3 separate regions of the Mus musculus genome follow, and all the other regions are linked to region 1. Evidence: chromatin loops called from intact Hi-C (ENCODE). Cell type or tissue: left cerebral cortex. All regions are shown on one strand. Region 1 holds the start of Gm39376 (a long non-coding RNA gene). Region 2 has its middle 81 kb from the start of Gm35024. Region 3 has its middle 7.6 kb from the start of Gm35024.

Region 1 (8,000 bases):
TTCAGATTAACAAACAAAATGTAATAAAGTAATCCTGTCATTCAGAAGATCAGGTTGCAAAGACTCTGGCTTCTATCCTGCTAATGTCTTTTGCTCTCTAACTTACTGACTCCAACAGAAGTGGCTGCCATCTTGAAAGTTTCTGTTTGGAAAGCAACTGCCAGAAAAGAATGAATCCTATCCTCAGCTACTTTGAGTGGGCTGTAAAGCCTTGGGTGACACGATCCCTGGCCTCACTGGAGCTGCAAACATAGCAAGATCCAGACTTCTCCTCCGTTCTTGTTCCACAAAAATAAGGAATATGTGTTATGTGAGCCAATCTATTATGAGGTGTTTTTTATGAAGTTGTGGATAACTAATGTAACTGAGGGTGAACTTTGTGTGTAGAAAGGGGAAATATTGATGGAGATTTTGATGCTTGCAAGTGATGGTTTATAGTTAACTATGTTTTCCAGGAATCTTTGATTGAAGGTTTCTGCCCCATAGAAAAACAAGAACAAAATCCATGGAATGAAAACAGACTATAGAACAGGCCATTCTACTTTTTTTAAAAAAAAGTATTAGCATCACCTTCATTTATACATGGTAATTAAAAAATAATTCACAGGTCTATAAGATCTCTATTACTAAGGTAAAATCCTGACTTGTCAATGTGGTACATACCTTCAAATTTTCCAAATGATACCTATAAACCACAGCTAGTTATTTGACCTTCTCTTCATGGAATGTATGGCACGCTTCTTTATTTAAAAAAAAAAGTGTGGAGTTTAGGTTAACCCAGAAAAATAACATTTTACATCTATGTCATATATATCCAAACACAAATATCTTTTTAAACGACTCAGTTGGGGGCTGGTGAGATGGCTGAGTGGTTAAGAGCATTCATTGTGTGGATCTAGGTTCAATTCCCAGTACTCACATACTGGTGCTCAACATCACTAACTCTAGGTCCAGAGGATCCAACACTGCCTTCTGCCCTCCACAGGCACCAGGCATGCATGTGGCATAGAGACATACATGTGACCAAACCATTCATACACATAAAATTAAAAATGAATCTTAAAACCATTTTAAATTAATAGAAAATAAATTTAACTTATCCCATTGGTTTTACTACAAAAGTATGAAATTTATTTTACGTTCTTTTTTCTGAAAATTAGATTATACTTTTTATACTTTGCCAGAAATATTTTTAAATAAATCTTATTTCTTCTTTAGTATACAACAGGTTTTTTTGTTGTTGGTTTTTTGTTTTTTGTTTTGTTTTGTCTTTTTGCTTCCCTACTTGTAAGGCCTAGGAACTCACTAAACACAAATCTCAAGTTCAAAAGCACAGCTGAATAATTAAGAACAAAAGCACTGTCCATGCTATGCTTATGCTTGGGACTTAAATCAAGTAGCATGCCAGTGCCAGCCTCCCAGACTACAGTTGCCTAGGAACTAGGCAGCATCCAAGGATGTATGTGGGGACCAAATCAATGTAGGAATCAGAGATGAACATCACTGAGCATAGAGACAGAGAATCTCCAGGCACTGATCCACTGAACCAAAGCTGCTGAATTTCTTTTTCTTTTTTTTTTTTTTACTAAAATAGATTTTATTGTGACAGTAGTGAAATTACTCTTCTACAGATATAGAACTATGTTCTGTGCCAAGCTATCTAAAATTCTGGTATTTTTCCAGACAGCATATAACATGTATTCCTATGTTATAGAGTGGTGGTCCTTGTGAGTGAATGTTAATGAGATTCCAGATGAAATGTAAATACATACCAAATAGGCCTTTCTCCCATGCTGCTTTCTCCATCACTCCCACTCTCCAGCATACAACTCCTGTTTTGGTTTTATCACTATGCTTTGTTTGAGGTACATCTGTGGAGAAAGATGTAGGTGACAAGTTATAGAAACATAGTGACCATGGTTAATTCCTTTCTCCATTGCCACAAGCAAAACCTATGAGTTGTCCCAGTCTGTTGTGCCCTCTGTTTCGTAAATGAGTGTCTACATACCAAATCCCGTTGGAAGCTGAAAGTTTATTCTATACCTCTGAACTGACGGTTTTTACCTGCTTCCAAGGTCAATATGTGATCACATAAAGGTTATCAAATAGTACAGAAGGTCTACTAAATTTATTATATGCCTTAAGAGACATGAAGACTGCTGTCAACCTACTGACACTGGTGTTGGTGAGGTTACGTGCAGCAGGGTCAGGTCATCATGATATCATAACCAGCTGAGGGAAAACTCCATTCAACACACAGCACTAGGGTCACTAGGGTTATATCCATTTCCTAGGGTTACAGTAATAACAGAGTACCACAAACTAAGTAAGTGGCTGAGACAGCAGAGACGTAATGTCCCACAATTTCAGAGGCTGCAATTTCAAGATCAAGATATCAATTGAGCTGCATTCCTTTGGAGTGCATAGTATCTGTCCCAGCTCTCCTTTAGTAGTTTCTTGGTTTGTAATATCATAAGTGCAGCCTTCACATGACAATCCCTGGGACACATGTCTAGATGCAAAGTCCTTTTTCCAAGAATACCAGCCATATTGAGCCTGGGTCTTAATCTACTCTAGTACAACCTTAACTGTCACATTTATAATGACCCTATTCACAAATGAGGCCACACTGGGAACTACACATTCAACATTTGGAGCATGCCACAATTCAACCCGTGAAAGGGATTAATAAATCAAGATTAAGAATAATTGGTTTTCCTCACACACTGTAATAGGCCAGAAGGACTGCCTTAGAAGGGTAATGCTATCAGAAAGCCATTGTGGAATAGAGACTTGACTGGTTAGCCAAGGTAGACCTCGGAAATGCATCTACGGAGGGAGTGTCCTGCTATATCACTTTAAACACCAGTAGCAAACAAGCCTGTGGTGAACCCTTAGCATGAAACTGAGTATCAATAAGACTTGGGGAGATGGGGGAGAAAAGCTAGCTTTCTGGGCCATTTAAGAGAAGATTCCATAGAACCATTTAGTTTCTCAGTTGAAGTCAGAAACCTAAGGGTACACACAGTTCCTGGGTTGTAGAGACTGAGAGCCCAGATGTGCTGATAACCCATCTAGTATCCTTTCCCTACACCACAAAGATTAAAACTCCAAAATGAGTTCCAGACGTCCAGGCTCAAAATATCAACACTATACATTACTTATCCCTGAATGTAGGTATCTAAGAGGCATGGATATCCAATACAACACACTCACCCAATTTAGCCTGCTGCTGGCTCTTAACAACTGTAAGTTAACACTGCCCTCTAGAGGTCTCCTACTCAGTTTCATCCCTCCTGAGCTGCCTTTCCTATATGGAGTGTGTCCAGTCAATTGCTCTCAACCACACATTCTGTACATAATTAGGAGGACACAGTCAGTCACCAACCAGAAGACAAAGACATATTTCCTTAGCATGTGCCATAGTTATATCTCTTGTCTCACAGAAATTCTGTATAATTCACTTGAACTCATTTATGTGGCTTCATCTCTACAAAGTGACACATCTGAATCCAACGGCAACATTCATCTCTAACTATGCAAAACACCCAAAGGGGCCCAAATATTAAATTAGAAACACAGAGACCAAGCTTCTGATGACTCGTGTCAGAGGAGGGTGATGAACTGGAAGGAGTTGAGTGAAATTCTGTCTTTGTGTTCTGTCTCCCAGCTCCATCACCAGAAGCCCTTAGACAGGCATCAGTGAGTTCACTAGTCTGTGTTTTTCTCATTTGGTTCTAAGCCTTTCCAGCAGATGCTCCAAAGTCAAACTGAGTCTCTGGAATCTTAAATTCTATGACCACTTCTGCTAAAAAGATGTGTGACCTTGACTGACTCCGCTAACCTCCCTTGTTTCAATTCTGTCTACTTTAAAATGAGGGTCTGTGTTTAATTATCTCAAAGGACCCTTTCAACCTTCATCCTTTGTAACACTCTGCAATCAATTCTACTGAGTGCTATATCTGGGGTCCATATTCCAGAAAAGTCCTATTTAACATCACGAAGCATCCATATTAGAAATAAAGTTGTTTGGCAATGGGTCAAAGAGCCAGAGCAATCTTCACACCCATATGGCCATTTCAAATATCAAAATATTCACTGAATACGTGCCACTGGGAACAATAAAAACTTCCCCCAAGAACTTTCAAACACTCAAATACATTCTATGATTTTTGACTATACCTTTCACTCTGGCAGCTAAACTGTTAAGAAACATTGTTTCAGCAATGACAAACTTCAACGAAGCAACATAGTACACACCTGCAACACCAGCATATGGAAAGCCAATGGTGGAAGATGATGTAGTCATCCTTGGCTGCATAGTGAGACCTTGTCTCAAAACCTAAACAGAGGTCTGAAGATGTAGTTAGTTGGTAGAGGGCTTGGCTCCTTATACACAAAGCCCTGGGTCTGATCCCCACACTATCTGAATTTCTGAATTGAGTATACTGGCATATAGTGCTATCGTCTCAGAACTCAGGAGGTAGAAGGAAAATGATCAAAAGTCCAAGATTATCTCCAGCTACATATTAAGGTTCAAGGAAAATCTGAGATAAATGAGACTCTGCCTTTAAATGTGTGTGTGTGTGAGAGAGAGAGAGAGAGAGAGAGAGAGAGAGAGAGAGGGAGAGAGAGAGAGAGAGAGAGAGAGAGAGAGAGAGAGAGAGAGAGAGAGAGAGAGAGAGACTTGCCACATACATAGAGTAGTTGTGTCTACCAATAAAAATAAAAAACCTTTTGGAGCCAAAATCAAATATTCCTCTCCTAAAACGTGAAATGTAATCTAAAATCTTTATTTCCATTCAATTCTACCCAATTGTTCCTGCCTTGTTATTTTAATAATTTATTAACTAATAAAATAATATCAATCCCTACCATCATACTTAAAACCTACAAAATTGTAAGGAGTAAATCTAATATAGAACTCATTTGAGGGGATATTTTTGGACAAATTAATTGAAGACACTCAGAAACAATTCCATGTCCTTCAAACAGGCAACCAATCAACTCCCTTTGTAGCTCTGATGAGGTGATTTTCTATGCAATTATTACCTATTAGTATATATAATAATATATTAGTATATTATTAATAAAAACCCCGTAAGCATCTCATTGCTGTGATTGACTCTAGTTCTTAGAAATTTCACTTGTTAAATTCTCATATTTACAGGAAAAATAGATGCCACACATCTAAAACCCTTGAAAGACCTCTCTACCCAACCTAAAATTGTCAGTGCTCTGAGAAGACGTTTTCCTTTTTGCCAACTTCTGTGTGGCACCTTAGAAGAAACTCAAAGACTTCAATCATCATTAGCAGGGAGACATGCACCAGAGGAAGCAGCTATGGAATGAGCTATGGGACAAGGGAGATCTCCAGTCGGAACTGCAGAGGATGTGCCAAGCTCGTGCTCAGACAAGACAGTTCAGACTCCAGAGGTCAGCCCAGGGGGACGATGCCAGCAGCAAACATCCACCAGAGCACAGGCTGTACCGTTAGGGTGGTTGGTGAAAGGACTGCACGGCCACTGGAACCCACTTCCACTGAAGTCAGATGGCATGGTGAGTGGCATTTTCCATGTGCCACCACGTTCAGTCAATCTGTTAAGGCTTTTCAAGACTTCTTCAACATACATTTTTGTCACGGAGATTGGCATTTATAGACATTGGCAAAAGAAAGTGGAGAAAACACAAATACAGGTCAACCATCACCTCTCCTGATCCACAGGTTCTGCCCAAGTTCCTTAGACTCAACCAAAGTTACCAGGTGGTGAGGATGCCTGCGTTACATACATACATACATACATACATGCATACAGGGTTTCATTTTGTGTCACTGTTCCCCTGAAGAGTACAATACAATGGCTATATACATGCTATTTTATATTTATATTTATATTTATATTATATTTATATATATTATATATTTATATTATATTCATATTTATAGTATATTATGTATATATAGTATATACAGGGTTTCATTTTATGTCACTGTTCCCCTGAAGAGTACAATACAATAGCTATATACATGCTATTTTATACTTATATTAATATTATATTTATATTTATACAAATATATATTTATATATTATATATTTATATATTTATATTATATTTATATTTATAGTATATTATGTACTGTAAGCGACTCAGATATTATGTGAGGAAAGTAGCAATATGTGTACATGTTATATATAAATACTATGTGATTTTTATATAAACAATATAAGTATCCAGGGATTCTTTTAAACGTGGGGCCCTGGAACCAATCACTCCTGGATACTGCAGACTAATTATAGAGAGAAAGATATCCTATGCTCCCACACTAGAGTGGTAAATATTGTTTAAAAGCCTATACAATTCAAAGCAATCTCTTCTCAACACAGTCTCAAAAAGCTAAGAGAGTTTTTACAGAAACAGAACAACTTTTTACAATTCAGAGGGAGTCACTAAAAACCCCCAGTAGGCAGAGTTATAAAGCTTTAGTAATAAAAGCAGCAGGTTAGTGCAAGAAGGAAGCTCGAAGTGTTCTTATCGATCAATCAATCAGTCTGTCAATCGGTAAGATAGCTCAGCTAATCAAAGTGCTAAGTACAAAAGCCTGACAGGGTTTCAGCTTCAAAATCCACACAAGGGTAAAAGGAGAGGACCTGCTGTACAAAGTTAACATCTGGCTTCCATACACACCGAGACATGTGTGAGCCTCCCCACCCCACACACTAAGGATAGTAACGATAATAGCGGTAACTTTAGAATGTTAAGTATATGAGGCAGATCATATGCCAGCACACTTGATTTGACCATTTCAAAAGTACCACAGCATAACATGTTGTAAATAATATAACTTTCAATTTTAAAAATTTATGCTTGGGAGGTGCTGATATTAGGATGTAAAGTAAATTAATGAATGAATGAAAAGTTATATTTTTACAGAAATAAATAAGGAATGGACATATTTGAATCTGATATTTCTATGGCACCACCCCCACCCCCACCCCCACCCCCACCCCCATCACCCACAAATATCACAACATCAGCTGAGGAATCCCAAAACTGTGTCAGAAATGACATAATGCCAGACACTCTTAGGAGCTTGAAGGGCACCATCTAAGAAACCCTCATCCAGATGCAGTTTCCTGAAACCTAACAAACATGCTTGTTCCTAGGGCAACCTAACATTACGGGAAATCCCGAATGAAATGCTAAGACTTAGCAAAAACAACACACAGGTGACACACGTTGGGACGGATCTGGCACGCTCAGGTCCTAACAAGGGGTCAGATGAGGGTAGAGTAAGTTTCCAGAGGAAGCTTTGCAAATGAAAGGCTCTACCCCAGACAGGAGACAATGGTGATCTATAGACAGAAGTAAGAAAAAAAGAAAAACCTGTCTGCGTCTCTTCCCCTGCCAGGCCAATCTGACTGTATCAGGACACTCCATTCAAACTCTCGGGATCTTCTGCTGCCTCTCAGGCATTCCCACAGTGCATCAACTGCTTGCCGGGACAGGACTTGAGCGCTTGCTATGCAAAGTGTACATGCACCAATGAAAAGTTCTTGAAAATGAAACAATACTGAGTCTATTATAATGCTGGGTTTATTATAGTTCATATGTTCTCCGATAATTATGGGACTTGGTATATTAAGAACACTTGAGAGTAAATGTTAGGTTGAAGTCCTTACAGAGGAATAGGAGCTGCTGCTGCTGCTGCTGCTGCTGCTGCTGCTGCTGCTGCTGCTGCTGCTGCTGCTGCTGCTGCTGCTGCTGCTACTGCTGCTTCAGTTTCAAGGGAATATCCCCCCCCCCCGACCCCTGCACCGAGAAACCTAGGTGCCTTATTTGTACGCAAGGGTTGGGGGAGAGACAATATGAAAGGGTGTTTCATGCCTTGGCTGTGCGTTGCTGAATCCTGAGAAGTGAATTCTTTTGATCTCTACTTTCTGAAACATAAGGCACCTGTAAGGCAGATTCAGCCACAAATAAAAGGCATGTAAATGTGA
Region 2 (8,000 bases), 320 kb before region 1:
ATTCAGGGCAATCTATCAGAAGTAAAGCGGGGAGAGAGAGTAGGAGCAAAGAGGAAATATGGTGCACAAAATAAGTATACAGGCCTTTCCACGGGTCTTGAACCTGAGGAAAAGTTTAGGTCAGGTAAGAATACCTGGGGAGAGATTAGAAGGAAAGAAAAGAAAAAAGATCAATCAGCGGAGGTCTCTAGGAGAAGGAGCCTATACTCATCACTAGATGAGCTCAAGGAGCCAGTTCTTAGTAGTTCTGAATCAGATGAATAGGCTATTAGGGCCTGGAAGGCGCTCTCCTGAGCAGGTGAGGCCACTGGACAACTAACAAAGATCGTCCAGAGACCTCAGGAGTCATTCTCAGATTTTGTGGCCAGAATGACAGAGGCAGCAGAGCGTATTTTTGGAGATTCAGAGCAAGCCGCACCTCTGGTAGAATAGCTTATTTATGAGCAAGCCACGCAGGAATGCAGAGCGGCCATAGCCCCAAGAAAGAACAAAGGTTTACAAGACTGGCTCAGGGTTTGTCGGGAGCTTGGGGGACCTCTCATTATGCGTTACTTCCATTCAGTATGAGAAATTTACTAGGGCAGCTAATTTGTCAAAAAGTCTTTCTCAGTATATGTTACAGGATTGGACGGCTGAATTTGAACAGACCCTTCGGGAATTGAGACTTGCCATCATTCAGGTCAACTCCACGCGCTTGGACCTGTCCCTGATCAAAGGATTACCCAATTGGATCTCCTCAGCATTTTCCTTCTTTAAAGAATGGGTGGGATTATTTGGAGATACACTTTGCTGTGGATTAGTGTTGCTTCTCTGGTTGGTCTGTAAGCTTAAGGCCCAAACTAGGAGAGACAAGGTGGTTATTGCCCAGGCACTTGCAGCTCTAGAACATGGTGCTTCCCTGATATATGGTTATCTATGCTTAAGCAATAGGTCGCTGGCCACTCAGCTCTTGCACCCCACGAGGCTAGTCTCATTGCACGGGATAGAGTGAGTGTGCTTCAGCAGCCCGAGAGAGTTGCACGGCTAAGCACTGCAGTAGAAGGGCTCTGTGGCACATATGAGCCTATTCTAGGGAGACATGTCATCTTTCAAGAAGGTTGAGTGTCCAAGTGTCCTTCTCCCCAGGAAAAACGACACGGGAGCAGGTCAGGGTTGCTCTGGGTAAAAGCCTGTGAGCCTAAGAGCTAATCCTGTACATGGCTCCTTTACCTGCACACTGGGGATTTGACCTCTATCTCCACTCTCATTAATATGGGTGGCCTATTGCTCTTATTAAAAGAAAAGGGGGATCTGTGAGGAGCCGCCCTCACATTTGCCATTATAAGATGGCGCTGACAGCTGTGTTCTAAGTAGTAAACATAATCTGCACACGTGCAGGGGCAGTTTTCCCGCCATGTGTTCTGCCTTTCTCGTGATGACAACTGGGCCGATGGGCTGCAGCCAATCAGGGAGTAATATGTCCTAGGCGGAGGATAATTCTCCTTAAAAGGGACGGGGTTTTGCCATTCTTTTTCTCGCTCTTGCTTTCTTGCTCTTGTTCTTTTTCTTGCTCTTGTTTTTTTCTCTCTCTTGCTCTCTTGCACTCTTGCACTCTTGCTCTCTTGCTTTCTTGTTCTTGTTCTTTTTCTTGCTTTCTTGCTCTCTCTTGCTCTCTTGCTCTCTTGCTCCTGAAGATGTAAGCAATAAAGCTTTGCCGCAGAAGATTCCGGTTTGTTGCGTTCTTCCTGGCCGGTCGCGAGAACGCGTGTAAGATAAGTACATTTCACAATAGGTAGGAAACTATTTATGAACCTGTTTGGAATTTATATTTCATTTGTTGAGAAGCCTTAGTAGATAAAGGGAAAAATTAAAAATTAAACTCAAATATACTATGTATTCCTCAGCAACAAAAACATGTACTTTATAAAGTCTAACCATCTATGAATAGATAAGCCATTCTCAACAGTAGTTTCTGAAGTTCACTAGCTCAGATGGCAAGACAGGAACTCACCAGGCTGGCGTTCAAGTTCAGTGTCTGTGGGAGAGATAGCGCTAGTCAGTTTCTGGACCACAAATTATATACCTAACTCTTGTCTACCAATTAAAGTGTATGACTTTGGTTGTGAGGACGGCCAAAAAAAAGAATGTGGCTGTCTTCTGGTAATGTCACCACTGGGTAAAACCACCTTAAGAGTTAGGCCTTGTTGGTGGTAAATCAGTGTGTCATTAACACATAAAAGAAGGCAGCACTTTAATGTACCAAATGAATCTACTGTCGGTACACATTCATAGAGATGACTCTGTTTTTGAAAGCCTGTGAACATCTACAAGCAAACACTCTTCACTTTGTCCCTTTCCTTGTGGGTCTCATTCTCTGCTTTCTGTAAAACGTATCCATTTGCAGACTGGCTTCTGGGACATGGACCAAACAAAGCATCAGGGCAGCTTATGCATTTTCATGATGCCACTTCTTGACAGTAATTCTTCAGTCCTATTTTATGGAAATATCCAGCATCAGAAAAGCAGAGTGTTCTGTACTCAAAGATTTCATGTTATAGCATTCAGAGGCCACAGAAAACTCAAAATGTAGCAAGATGGACTTTCCAGCTTTGTAACTAGATGTCTTCCCTTGGTTTATTCTCTGCTGCCACATAGAAAGAGCAAAGCAAGAGAAAACTGCACATCTGTATGTTGAGAAAGTAACTAGAGCCATACCTCTCACCATCCACAAAATCAACACAAAAACATGAAAGGACTACATGTTTGACTTAAACACATGCAATCACTTCAAGGTACCAGTGGGGAATGGTTTTTCTTAGCAGGATCCCCCCCCCCCGCCCTGAAAAGAGGAAGCCAATCCAAATGTAAACAAATGGAATTCTATCAAATTAAGGGCTTCTGCACTGCAATCAACACTTAAGAGATAGATCATAGGATAGTAGGAATTATTTATTAACCATATGTCCAGCAAGGAATATAAAAAAAATCAAAAACTCTCAAAATAAACCCAACCCATAAATAATACAATTAAAGTAGACCAAAGGTCAGAATAGATATTTCTCAAAAGGAAAGATATAAATGGCCAACAAGTGAGGTTTAAAAGGACATCATTAATCATTAACCTAAATAATTGATCAGAGTCAGAACCACAGGGAGATGTTATCGCCCCTCACGAAGAATGGCTGTTATCAACAAGACTGAAGTGTTAAGTGAAATGAGGCATGCCCAGACAGACAAAAACCACATGTCCTCACTCACTGATTAAAAGGTACAGTCTCATGGAAGAACAGAATGGAATATTGGTCAATAGAGTCTAAGACAGGCACAGAACAAAGAAGTAAAAAAACACAGTTAGGCAGGAGAAATTAGACCTGGTTTTCTCTTCCATACGCAGGGAACAATTTTCTTTACAAGCTAAGATATACTTCAAGGTAACTGGAAAGGTACAAAAGATCTCAACATGTAAAAATGATTAATGTTATGCAGAATTTAGAACTTTTCTTCCTTCCAGCCCCAAGATCCTAGAAATAAGACTCAGACCCAAAATATATTTACAAATACTTTAGCCATACAGCTAGGCTTTTCTCTTATTAGATCATAACTTAAATTATCCCATTTAGTTTAACCTACATTCTGCCATGTGGCTAATTAACTGTGCTCAGGTACTTTGTTTGCTCCCTTCAAATATTCTTGGTTAATCTGAATCTCCCTCTCTCCCTTCTCCTCTTTCTAGCTGGCACATATCCTATCCTTTTCTTGATTCTGCCCAGCCATTGGGTGATCAGCATTTTTTCACAAGACAGAAAACAAAAGGTAAGAATTACTTATAGGAACTTGAGACAGGAGATTCTTGGTTTATAGGCATTAGAGTTCCCTGTATGAATTGGATCAAGATATGAGGGCAGAGAAATCAACATTTGAATGGTAAACTTTACACACAATGTACAGAAATAGTGTGCCTACATATTGGATGATACAGAAAAGCTAATTACCACAGTGTAATTATGACAGAATATATATGTATGTGTTTGTATGAATTTATATATATATATATATATATATATATATATATATACATACATATACATGTGTATGTATATTATTATCACACAGTACTTCATACTTCATGCACACACAAAACATTTCATAACACAGAGAAAGAAGTATTAAACAAGCAATAGCAATTGAATTGGTGGCCCTTACTGCATATTCCCTTATTATAGCATCTAAAGTTCCCTTTGTGAATCTAGGTTTGGAACAACACTGAATATTGACCTCTGCATTGACCTTCCCATGCAAATGCACATACTTTCCTATGCACATATAAACACATACACACACACATACACACACATACACACACACACATACACACACACAAACATACACACACACAAACATACACACACACATACACACACACATACACACACACACACACACACACACACACACACACACACACACCATTATGTTTTCATGAGGATGTTGTCCATTAGCCACTGGCTATTTGTCACTAAGAGGATTTCCTGCGTGCTGAATTAAGTTTTGTTTTGTTTTGTTTTTTTCATGGAATGCTAAACTTTCCCCATCTTCATGCTTAACATTTGTGTTTGTATCTATTTCTCCTCACTACATAGTATGCGTGTTCTACAGATTTTTTTTTTTAGGATGAGCACAAGCCAGTCACAGTCTTAGTGTACACATTGGTATCCATATAAATAGGCATATTATCATTATAACATAAAGGACAGGTAAGAGAAGGAATCCTGAACACAAGAGAGAACACTTAGCCTGTATTCTAGAAAGTCCAGACTGAGTTAGAAGCTGATACAAAGGTTCAGAGCTCAGTCATGTGCCCTAAATTCTGATCTCTTCATGGACTGTGACTGCTCTCTACTGGACAGAAACTCTATCAGCCAGTCATCAGTGTGTTAGTACCTCGGAGGAGAGTAGGTACATTATTTTACGAAATAAGAGAACTAAAGAATCCACTGCCAAATCTACTTTTTATAGAGAATATGGTTCTATGTCATAATTAATATTTTGAAGTTTTAAATATTTCTAAAAGAAAAAGACATATGCATTAGATTTATTTTAAAATGTGCTTTAATTTTTTTAAATTTTATTAGATATTTTCTTCATTTACATTTCAAATGCTATCCTGAAAGTCCCCTATACCCTCCCCTTTCCCTGCTCCCCTACCCACCCACTCCCACTTCTTGGCACTGGCATTCCCCTGTACTGAGGCATATAAAGTTTGCAATACCAAGGGGCCTCTCTTCCCAATGATGGCCGACTAGGCCATCTTCTGCTACATATGCAGCTAGAGACCTGAGCTCTGGGGGTACTGGTTAGTTCATATTGTTGTTCCACCTATAGGGTTGCAGACCCCTTCAGTTCCTTGGTTACTTTATCTAGCTCCTCTATTGGGGGCCCTGTGTTCCATCCTATAGATAACTATGAGCATCCACTTCTGTGTTTGCCAGGCACTGGCATAGCCTCACAAGAGACAGTTATATCAGGGTTCTGTCAGCAAAATCTTGCTGGAATTTGCAATAGTGTCTGCGTTTGGTGGCTGATTATGGGATGGACCCCCGGGTGGGGCAGTCTCTGGATAGTCCATCCTTTCATCTTAGCTCCAGACTTTGTCTCTGTAACTCCTTCTACTGCCAAGTTCTTTCTAGCCAATTCAATTTATATCATCATTTACTTAAACATCTTAACTCTTCAAACAACATTGACTTCATATGCTTCTTTTTAAAGAGAAATACACTATTCCCTTTATTCAACACACACATGGACACACATACACGTGGTAGTAGTAATTCCCCATTGATCTTTTACTATTTTAAAACTGACAAAACAATCAGACATCAATTTTGAAGCTAGGAATCTATGATTTCCAGTTCTGAAAATACAGCAGCATGCTTGTAGATACTGCTTTCCTGACACTGGCATCATTCATTCCAAGCACTGTCGCCACTGCACCCCTGCTGCGTTAGGAAAAGTTATTTATTGTTCACCCACCATCCTCTTATATACCTCTGTATGAGTAAACAATAAAAGATATTGTGACAAAAAGAAATATGATGATATTGCAACCTTACAAAAAGAAAACAAAGAAGCACAAAACAAAAACATCACAAAATAAAATTTAAATTTATAAAATTACAGAGAATCACATAAAGATAAGCTTTCTTACATTTTTTGATTTTCAGTTCAAGTACACATATATTATCCACAATATATTGCAGAACACATTATATATGTAAAATGTGTGTGTGTGTTGTATGTGTAAAACATTTTCATTAAAGGAGTTTTCAAGCTGACTCATGGAGTTATACAATACCTAAAGGAATGCCCCATGAAATAACCAGATAAGGTTGGCTTTTAAGGAGACAGTTTCCGGCATGCCAGTTTTTATACACCCCCTTTTCTACTTCCTTATATTTCTGGGAGTCTCCTTTCCAGATGGGCATTTCCCTCCTATTTTCAACAACCAAACTAGATTTCTGTCTTGCCCTATAAAAACTCCAAAAGAAATTCAATAGGTTTTTTTTGTCTCTTAGAAACTCCTCCCAACTCTTCAGTTTCTCTTACTTACTCGGTTTCTCACTTTTCTGTAAGTATTTTTAGTAAGGCTTGCTTCAGATTCACCCACTCCCTCAAGAGTCCACATCTTTAATCTTCATGGTGGTGAGACAGAGACAGTGAACTCAGAGTAGCTGTCCTGGGTCTATAATTGATGAAACTGAGTATCTAGTATTGTAGGAGTCATATACAACTGGACCATGAAAGGTGCCAGCATTCTCTGCATCACATCTGCCCTCCACAGCACTCTGTGTCTCCAATGCATAGAATTTACCTTAATTTTCTAGACATGCTTTTTGTCCCATGTTTCATGTGGTTCCTGCCCCACCATGTCCTTTTCTACTCTATTCTTTGTTCTCAGTATTTCAAGCTCCAGTTCCTGTTCTGGCTTCCAAACCTTCTTTCTTGAGTGCCAACTCCCATACTCTCTCAAAGCTCAGTTCAGCTCTCTCATAACAGGGCTTCCATGCTTTCATTGTAGCTGTTTACTTTAAATGTAACTGTTCATATACCTGTATCACATCACAGACAAAGAGTGGAACTTTTTAATGTTATATAATCATTGTTGAGTGGTATCTTTTTCAAACAGGATCTCAGTGAGCCTGGGATAGGTTTGAATTTGCTGTGTAGACTTGGATGACTTTGAACTCCGGGTTTTCCTGTCTCTGTGTCTTAAGTGTTGAAATTAGTGCTGTGTCCCTACCATATCCAGTTTATGAAAATCATTTCCATTTTAATGTGTTCAACTCTATAATTTCATTTTAGACACCTGACCTGGGCTGGACTGGACTGTACACACACACACACACACACACACACACACACACACTCATGTGCACACATTCCCTGGCTTCTTCAATAAGGCATAATTTTTGCCTGAGGTTCTGGCAGATTACTACCATTTCTTTGAACTCTAAAGTGCTAAGATCTTGGACACACCCTATCTACATTTAGGAAAAGTTTTGCTACATATGTCGGCTGACATGAGAATTTCCTACACATTTTCAACTTGAGCATACTACACTTCATAATTTTCAAAGCACAGATATTTTCTATGGTTCAAAATGGTCAGTTGATCATTCCTAAGCTTTCAACATGAATGTTCATAGATACTGAGTGACTTCAATTAGCACTCAGCGTCCACAGTATCGCCACTGAGATAATGAAGTCACATTGCTTTTTAAGGCCAGAAGGGGAACAAAATAAAGTGATTCTTATACTGCTTGGTTTACTCTACAATAATCTTACCTCAGGAATAAAGGCTATTATTTCTATTCATGCACCCTGAACACTTGAAATATGTTTTGTAGAATTGTATTCCTTTGTAGAAACAAGTGTCCATGTAACTTAGCAATTAAAAACCTTTCAGAGAAGAAATCAATAGCATTTGTTTCACCCTATATATATTTAGTTATAATTTCTACACT
Region 3 (8,000 bases), 250 kb before region 1:
CTAATTGGTTGTGTGTGTGTGTGTGTGTGTGTGTGTGTGTGTGTGTGTGTGTGTGTAAGAGTTTTTCTAACAAATTCATACTCATGACTTATGATGCTTGAAATTGCTTTTAATTCCAATATTGTGAAAATTCTACAAGAGAATTAGCATATTCTGTAAGTTGTTTTATTAGCATTTTAACTGATGCACACACAGAGTATAGTGTGACACTTCCTTACATGTGTATAATGCGTAGTTATCAATCTTGACAATTAACATGCATCACCCCAAGCATGTGCCATTTCTTTATGTTAGGAACATTCAAAAATCTTCTCTTGTAGATATTTGAAATGTACAATAAATTATTGTTAAAAATCGACATGTTACATTTCTATAAAACATCAAATTGTCCTTTTCATATCTATTATTGTTGCCATTCCTTTTAAAATACATATTTTGTTCCAAAGAGACCTGGTTAAGCCAATTAAAGGTTGTGGGGGAAAAATAAGTATGTGTTAAAGTGACCAAAACTATTATATTTTCATCACAGACACTTTCTAATAAAATGATCCCATTGGCCTCCATAAATCTAAACAAACCCAGGATAAACTCAGTATCAAAGACAGTCTTAAAACAAAAATGAAAAGAAAAACTCACAGTTTGTGTTAATCGCAAGATTAGAAAACCTTAAGGGTGATGAAAACATTAGACAACAGATGGGGTAAAGACCAAGCAGTCGCCATGTAGTTAGAAGCTTCGCTTGGCCTGGGCTGTCTTGTTTCTATCAGATATCACGGCTCCATGAAGCAACTCCAACTTCCCCAACTCTAGCTGAGGAAATCAAAGGTCCTGCCCATGTGTCTGTGAGAACAAGCTAGACCGCCACTCAAAGCAGTATAAAGGCTCTTGGTCTAGAAAGCATACTTTTTGAAGATTATAGATCATCTTATTTATTACTTCCTTTATTTTTGAAGACTATGTTAAATCATTTCTCTTTTCCCTTTTCTCCAAACCCTCCCATATATGCCTCTTTGCCCTCTTTCAAATTTAAGTTCTCTGTTTTCATTAATATAACTTACTAAATACATAAATGCAACCCTCTATGTCTATATAATGTTACTTGTATGTTTTCACAAAGAACTGCAGGCAACTAAGGAATGCAAGAACGGGAGAAATAGTCTTCCCCAAAGAAGAGCATGCCAACTGGTTATCCAATACCAAATGGCCAACAAGTTCCATTTTTAAGTGGTATCCCACAGAGGCTCAACTTTTGTCCAGGAATAACTGGGAACCTAATGTTTTGTTTTTTGTTTTTCGGGTTTTTTTAAAGAAAAGAAAAGAAAAGAAAAGAAAAGAAAAGAAAAGAAAAGAAAAGAAAATCCCATAAAGTTCTACCATGAAGTATTCATGAAGACTGTGGCACATCCTGGAATCAGCTCTTGAAATTTCTAGTCCTTGGTCTAATATAAAGAAAGATGGTGGATGCAATCATTCTTACAGGACTCTCTGGGTGCCTGTAAATGATCACCTTTCTTTGCAAAGGCCTGGTAAGAAAATGCTTCCTGAAATAATCCTGGCAGTGCCATCACCAGCAATTATGTGTGCTGTTATTGGACAGAAACCAGGGGTTAAATCTTAGTCTGCATAACCAACAGTTATATAAAGCTTTGCCCAATACTCTTCTACTCCCCTGCTCACTGGGTAAGTACATGGGTTTTGATGGGTTTTTTTTTCTTTTATCCCTTCATCTATTCTTCTCTTATACAATACTTCCCAGCTGCCTCCTCCTCTCCCTCCATTCTTCCCAGTAAGATTTAATGAACATTTCCTACTTTCCTACACTATTAATTCTTTGCACATGGTAAGTGCCATTGCAGGCACAATGCCATCTGCCTTCTCATGCATGAGAGATACTCAAGTATCTTTCAAATGACACACTTGCACAGCTTTCTGACTTGTGAACTAAAACAGCTAAAGCATTGTCCAAACAAGAAAAAGAGTAATTAACCCAACTTCTATAACCATTTGTCCTCTCCTGGCTCACCCTCCCAAATCACAAGCTCCCTACCATTTCCCAAGCCTATGCTGATTCCAACCAACTGGACCTTCAACATCCTAACTTAAAACCTAGAAAAGAGGAAAAGGGTAAGCAATGTAGTCAGTGAGCCTCGCTCAAGAGAGAAGCAAGGACTCTGGCTCTGGATCAGCAGATAAATCCAAATAGCTCATGCCACCTGTCGGCCAACTCCTTGAGCCAGGGGAGATTATAAAGCTTCCAAATGCAATCCAGAGACAGACTGAAATTTGGACAGGCAAGTACATAAGTGAATCATTATAGTTATTCCATGAGGCCAAAATCTACCTGGAAGACCACGTTGAAACAGAGTTTTCACAAGTTAAGGAGTTTGCTACTCGTGGTTTTCTTGTCCACTTTTGAAATTCAAATAATTGTAGGTTATTTGGCTTTCACAGTATTGAGTGTTCTATTTAAAATGTGTGTCAGAAAACCCTAAAAGAAAAAAAAAAAACAACGCATGATCATATTCTTAGATGCAGAGTAGGCCATTGGCAAAATCTAGCATCCCTTTATAACAAAAGAAGTGCAGAGACTAGGAGTAAAACAAACATATCTCAACATAATAAACATAATTTAAAGCAAGCAAACAGTCAACATCATCCTAAATAGAAAGAAACTCAAAGCATTTCACTAAAATTAGGAAGAAGACAAGGATGTCCACTCTTTTCCATCATCTCTTACCTTTTCACCTTATTAATGTTCAAAATGGAGTTCTAAACATCTGTCCTTGTAATCCTCCCAATACCTCATCCAGAGTGCCATGAACCACTCACTACGCTCCTCTGTGACAATGAGGAGTGCATCCTGAAGGAAACGAAATGACTAGCCAGAGAGAAGGGAACAAATATCCACTGAGGACTTAGGATATTCTCAGGACTCAGCAGAGCACCTTGCAAGTGAGTCATCCCATGCCGTGAATGAAGACAGACGCTACATAACATCCTGGATATAAAAGAGGAAACGACGGTTTCCCCGTGGCTCAGCAGCCAGGGCAGAATTCGAGTTTGTCTGCTTCCATTTTTCAGCAATTACTTACTGAGTGTCTTTGACCTTGTGCCAAGCACTGTGTTAGCTACTGCACTTGAAATATTGGGAAGTATAAAAATGAATAAAACAGAACTTGGCTTCAGAAAGTATCTCATGCTCATGTTCAGTAGAGAGATTCTGTCTTCTGTGGGTTGTGTTCATCCCCAGGCCTGTGCATAGGAACACTGGGATGGGAACCAGAGTCCTTTCCAACTGCCCTTACTTAAGAGACTCAGATTTTAGGAAGAGGGCAGGAAGGATGAGTGGGTGCAGTTGAAAACGCCTTACAAGTACTGACCAGGGGAGAGACTTGGTGTTGAGAAAACAGAAGGAATGAGCAGATGGGATGAGTGTTGCAAAATTAAGTGCCTTTCTTTTAGGAGAAAAGACTTGGAATTCATCTAAAGAATTGCTTTCCCTCATCATTCTCTTCATCTCCAATAAATAGTCTTAATCCCCCAAATAGCTTTCGTTAGGGTTTATCTCTGGAAAATGTTACATTCTAAAAATTCCAACAATTAATGTTGTCCCATCAAAACTATGAAGTCTTTTAAATAGTCTGTTCATGATTTATAGTGAATTTGCCTTCTATCTGGAAAAGCAAGAAGTGAAGTATTTGCACAGTAGCTGCTTTCCTCTTCATGTGGTTTGAATCAAACTAATCCCACTTTTGGATGAAAGTTATCGTGGATTTGATGTTTATGATACACAATGGTATTTACTGGGTATTACGAAACTGCATTCATCTCTGCTTTTGATTCTTCCTGCTCCTTTGAAGTCAAAATAATATAAAAGCATTTCTGCCTACGAGGGAGAGAATTATGATAAACCAATAGAGAGATAAGTAGTTTCTGAATGATAACAGTCATTTCCTGCAATGGTTGACCTCAACACATGACTGTCGATCAAACCTGTTGTGATCTTCCCTTTCAGAGTGAACCTGAGTCTGTACAGAGCATCCTGTGTGCCTGGAGAAGCAGCTCTCAGCTTCTGCCTGCCAGGGATTCATTCCTCTTCCATCAGCACAGCTTCCTGGGCTTGTTTATGAACAATCAGAAGACTGACACCCCTCCCCCCAGCATCCTCAACAAGAGGCTTTATTCAGTACAAAATGACAGTAACTGATGATTATTCACTAATGCTAGAGCAAAACTTTAACATGCATAGAGACAGAGTTATGTAGGCTCATACTGTCCCATGCTGTCTTCAATCACACATTGATAGCTGTAGATATAGATCATAGTACTCTATGTTTAAATACAAAGCATTGTGGCTTATAACCAAAGTAAATACTTTAGAAAGAAAGATAATGCAATAATTCTTTCCTAAAATATTGAGCTCATTATTTATTGGTTGTGGTGAAGGCATGAAGCCAGGAAAAAGGATTTGTCACCATCCCACTTGGGACCTCAGATAAATGTGATCAGAGCTGAGCTGCAGCCCAAGCTGGACATGATCTCAGCTCTTCTTGTTTTTCTTTTTGTTTTCTCTGTTATTATACTCCCCTTATTCCTCTCTTGGTGAGATTATACCCAGGAAGAGTTGAAATGAAAAAACAGACAGGATAAATTTTAAATTTTTTTTCTCTAATTTAATCAACTTATTTTCAAATAGATCCTTTAGTTCCAGCAATTGTATTGTTTTTAAAGTTATAGGTAAATAACTGCATCAGGTTGAGAAAATGTATTTACTCCCCTGCTGTTGCTCAGGAGTTCTGAAATTGTTAGTCATACTGGAAGTGGTTTATTCGGCCAAGTCATCAAATGAAGAGAACTCAGTTCTGTGCAGTGGATTTCACAGAAAACTGACAAGCTAAGACTGATCCATCAAGAACAGTTACAGCAGCCTGAGGGTGTAGCTCAGTTCATAGAGTGCTTGTCTGTCATCCACAATGCCCTGGGTTTGATGCCCAGCATAAAAAAACAAAACAAAACAAAACAAAAAAAAAAAAAAAAACTAGATAGTAGTGCCTGTCTATAATGGCATCATTTGGGAGATGGAGACACGAAGATCAAAGTTCATGGTCATTCTCGTCTACACAGCAAGCATGAGAACAGGTGGGACTACATGAGACCCTGTCTCCAAAAAGCACTTTAACAGGAACCATTCAGAAATAAAATCTTCATACTCTTTGTTCTTATTTGTGTTTAAACAAATATATAAATACATATAAAATTAACCATATTGCTAAAATTTTGCTATTGCTAGAATTCATTCTGCTTTATTCTTTGCATAAATATTTCTGAGCTAGTTTACAAATGGGTCTTAGTTTTTCTTTCCCTTTGTAGACGCACAAAGTGCTTCAGCTGGCAAGAGAAGAGGAAACAAGAGTAGAACCACAAATGCATCTTGACCTCCATCTGTCACCCTGGGTAAAAGTAATCACCATGTCTGGTTCTTGGCACCCCCATCTTCCTGTCTAATACCTGGCTTACCAGTTCTTCCCTTGGCATTCCTTATACACCCCTTCTGGTCTACACCCCGGGGCTACCTTTGATCTTCCTGATCTGGGCCACACCCTCTTTATTCAACCTTGGTTACTCACACTTTTTACTCTGAAAAGAACCAAGGACCTGGTGTAATAACCATCTCTTACCACAGGCTACAGATCATCAGATTTAGGTTCCAGTATCCATACACTAAGCCCCTGGTTTAACTTAATGCTATGCTACCTTTTTGCCTCCATTTGACCCCAGAGTTGTGCTTGTGAGAACTTGGGTTTATTTGCAGACAAAGATATACTTTCAACTTCTTGGGTCACATTTCCTTTTCAAGAGTCATAGATGTTTCTGTGGACCTAAACTGCTAGAGCCAGAGCCTTAGCATCCATTCAAGCTCTGTAATGAGTAGGTCTGGCCCAAAAGCTAGATTTCCAGGTCAAGACCACACAATTCATTGTTGAATCCTGTCTAGAACTTCTTCAATGTCAAAAGCTACAAACAAAGACCTGCAATGGCTGTTATTCTTCAGTGGATGGTCACAAAAATAACTATTGCAGAGAGATAGGAAAATAATCGACAATAAAGAATACAACTTCCAACATAGTGTTGCATTAGCCAATGGGGAAAATTCCTAATATAACGCTAAGACCCAGTATGTGGTATTAGATCTCAGAATTGAGTACAAAGGGCATCTACGCAGCAGTAGTTTTTAAAAGACTACCTGCATGTGTTGAATTTGCCAAAAAATAAACATACTCAAGTAATTGTAGATTTCTTTCACTATGGAACAGGAGAGTAAAAGTCAAGGAAGGAAAAAGACAGGCTGAACAGTATTTGTTGTTGATAATTGATGTGTCAGTGTTAAAACGTGCTGGTAGGTTACCCAAGCATAAATTTTCCTCCAGCCACTAAGACAAATAGGCAGCCAACCTTTACATCTGCAAAGATAACCTCCACTCCTCAACCATACAACCTTTGGGGAAATGGCAACTTCATATCCAACAAGAAAATGCAGGAGAGAGCATGCTGACCAGATAACTTTAAGAATAAGAATGTTATTGTGGTCAAAAGATAAGAAAGTGTTCAAAGAGTGAACAAGATCTGCTTAAAGGATGCAGAGGGAAGCTTATCATTCCACAGACACCAGTGATTACTTGAACATCAAAGTAACTCAATACAGTGATGGCTTATAACTCATCAAGCAAAATGGAAAAACATGAGCTCATGCTGCTACAATAAAAAGAATCACAGCTTTATGAAGACTAGGATATTTGCAAAATTCAATGTATTGTCTTATAAAGTGTTCATTGGTTATGAAAATAGTAACTCTGTATTGGAGCAACATAGCAGACATTAAATTAGCCAAGTGATATGAATAGGAAATTTTAAAAGGTTGGTCTCATGACAGGCATGCAAATAGGACATGACATTATCATACATAAATGGAACAGTTGGGAAACCAGTGGAATTCCAGGATTAGACAGCCAAAAATAGCATCAATATTAAGTTTTCCACATCAAACTTTTTGTTTTTGTTTTTGTTTCTGAAACAGGGTCTTGTATATCCCAGGTTGGCCTCAAACTCATTGTGTAGCTATGGCTTTGAATTCCAAATCTTATTGATTCAACCTTCTTTGTTGACATCAAATATTATGTGTGACATTTCTCTCTGGAAATATGTACCAAACTATTCAGAAGAAGAAGAATAAGGAAATATCATATCTACAATTGGCAGGCAATAGAATAGAAGATGCTTTTACATTATACTTAAAATTTCTGTTTGAAACTTTTGAAAAATGTTAACCTTTCTTATTTATCTATCATCAGCTAATTTAAATAAAGATCTGCAAATATGACAATTGAATATTAAAAGTAAAATTATTTTATCCTCTGAAATTATTAAATATTACAAGTAAGATGACAAGACCAGATATTGGCTATCTTACTGAGCATATCTGGAGTTTCCTCCCTAAAAAATTAAACATGGTACTGGGGCCATGCTACAATGGGCTAATGCAGCATTTCTTCTGTCATTGATGGCATGATAAGCTTCATTTGACCATTGCCCACTTTTCATTTACAAACCAAAATACAATAGACTTTCCTTTTCTGCAAGATTCACTAAATACACCTTGTGTGAAATGTTCTTGAGGGAGTAGAAAATGCATCTGTAATGCCATAAATGAAGATACCTCATCTTGGATATCAAGAGTGAGCCATGTACACGTATTCAGAACATAAAAAAAAAATTGACACATCACAGCTCCCTCGTGTTTTTAGAAAGAACAATTAATACCTGTTCCAGTCAGGAATGAGAAGTGGATTATTTGCTAATACTCCCATTGTCCTCAGGAATTCTTGATCCGAGGTTAATGTAGAGTTTGCTCACTTGAACTGTTCAGCTAGACATATATTATATAAGCATAAGAATTTTAAAAATCAGAGTTCTTTGATGACTGGGCTGTCTGACATGTAAAT

Evidence for each region. Peaks named below come from ENCODE experiments on the same cell type or tissue, not always from the same donor. Only the 100,000 strongest peaks of a DNase experiment are listed, where the experiment ranks them.
Region 2: it touches region 1 in a loop (4-fold over the local background); 8 of 42 quality-filtered maps call a loop at or near these places.
Region 3: a loop joins it to region 1, with 2.5 times the contacts of the local background. A loop is called at or near these places in 11 of 42 quality-filtered maps.

The regions. Positions count from the first base shown.
Region 1 is chr9:78,783,325-78,791,324 of GRCm38, reverse strand. Gm39376 (a long non-coding RNA gene) reads right to left here and starts at 5,698. Exons shown (of 3, transcript XR_870938.2): 1 at 5,492-5,698; 2 at 4,261-4,342; 3 at 1,773-1,871. In left cerebral cortex, a CTCF peak has its summit at 3,277 (motif pointing left); DNase peaks (open chromatin) are centred at 1,483 and 3,261.
Region 2 is chr9:79,106,664-79,114,663 of GRCm38, reverse strand. No RefSeq gene overlaps it. Among named protein-coding and RNA genes, the nearest start is that of Gm35024, 81 kb to the right of the region's middle. In left cerebral cortex, a CTCF peak has its summit at 4,890 (motif pointing left); a DNase peak (open chromatin) is centred at 4,865.
Region 3 is chr9:79,033,375-79,041,374 of GRCm38, reverse strand. No RefSeq gene overlaps it. Among named protein-coding and RNA genes, the nearest start is that of Gm35024, 7.6 kb to the right of the region's middle. In left cerebral cortex, no CTCF peak of the experiment used is centred here; DNase peaks (open chromatin) are centred at 3,140 and 4,133.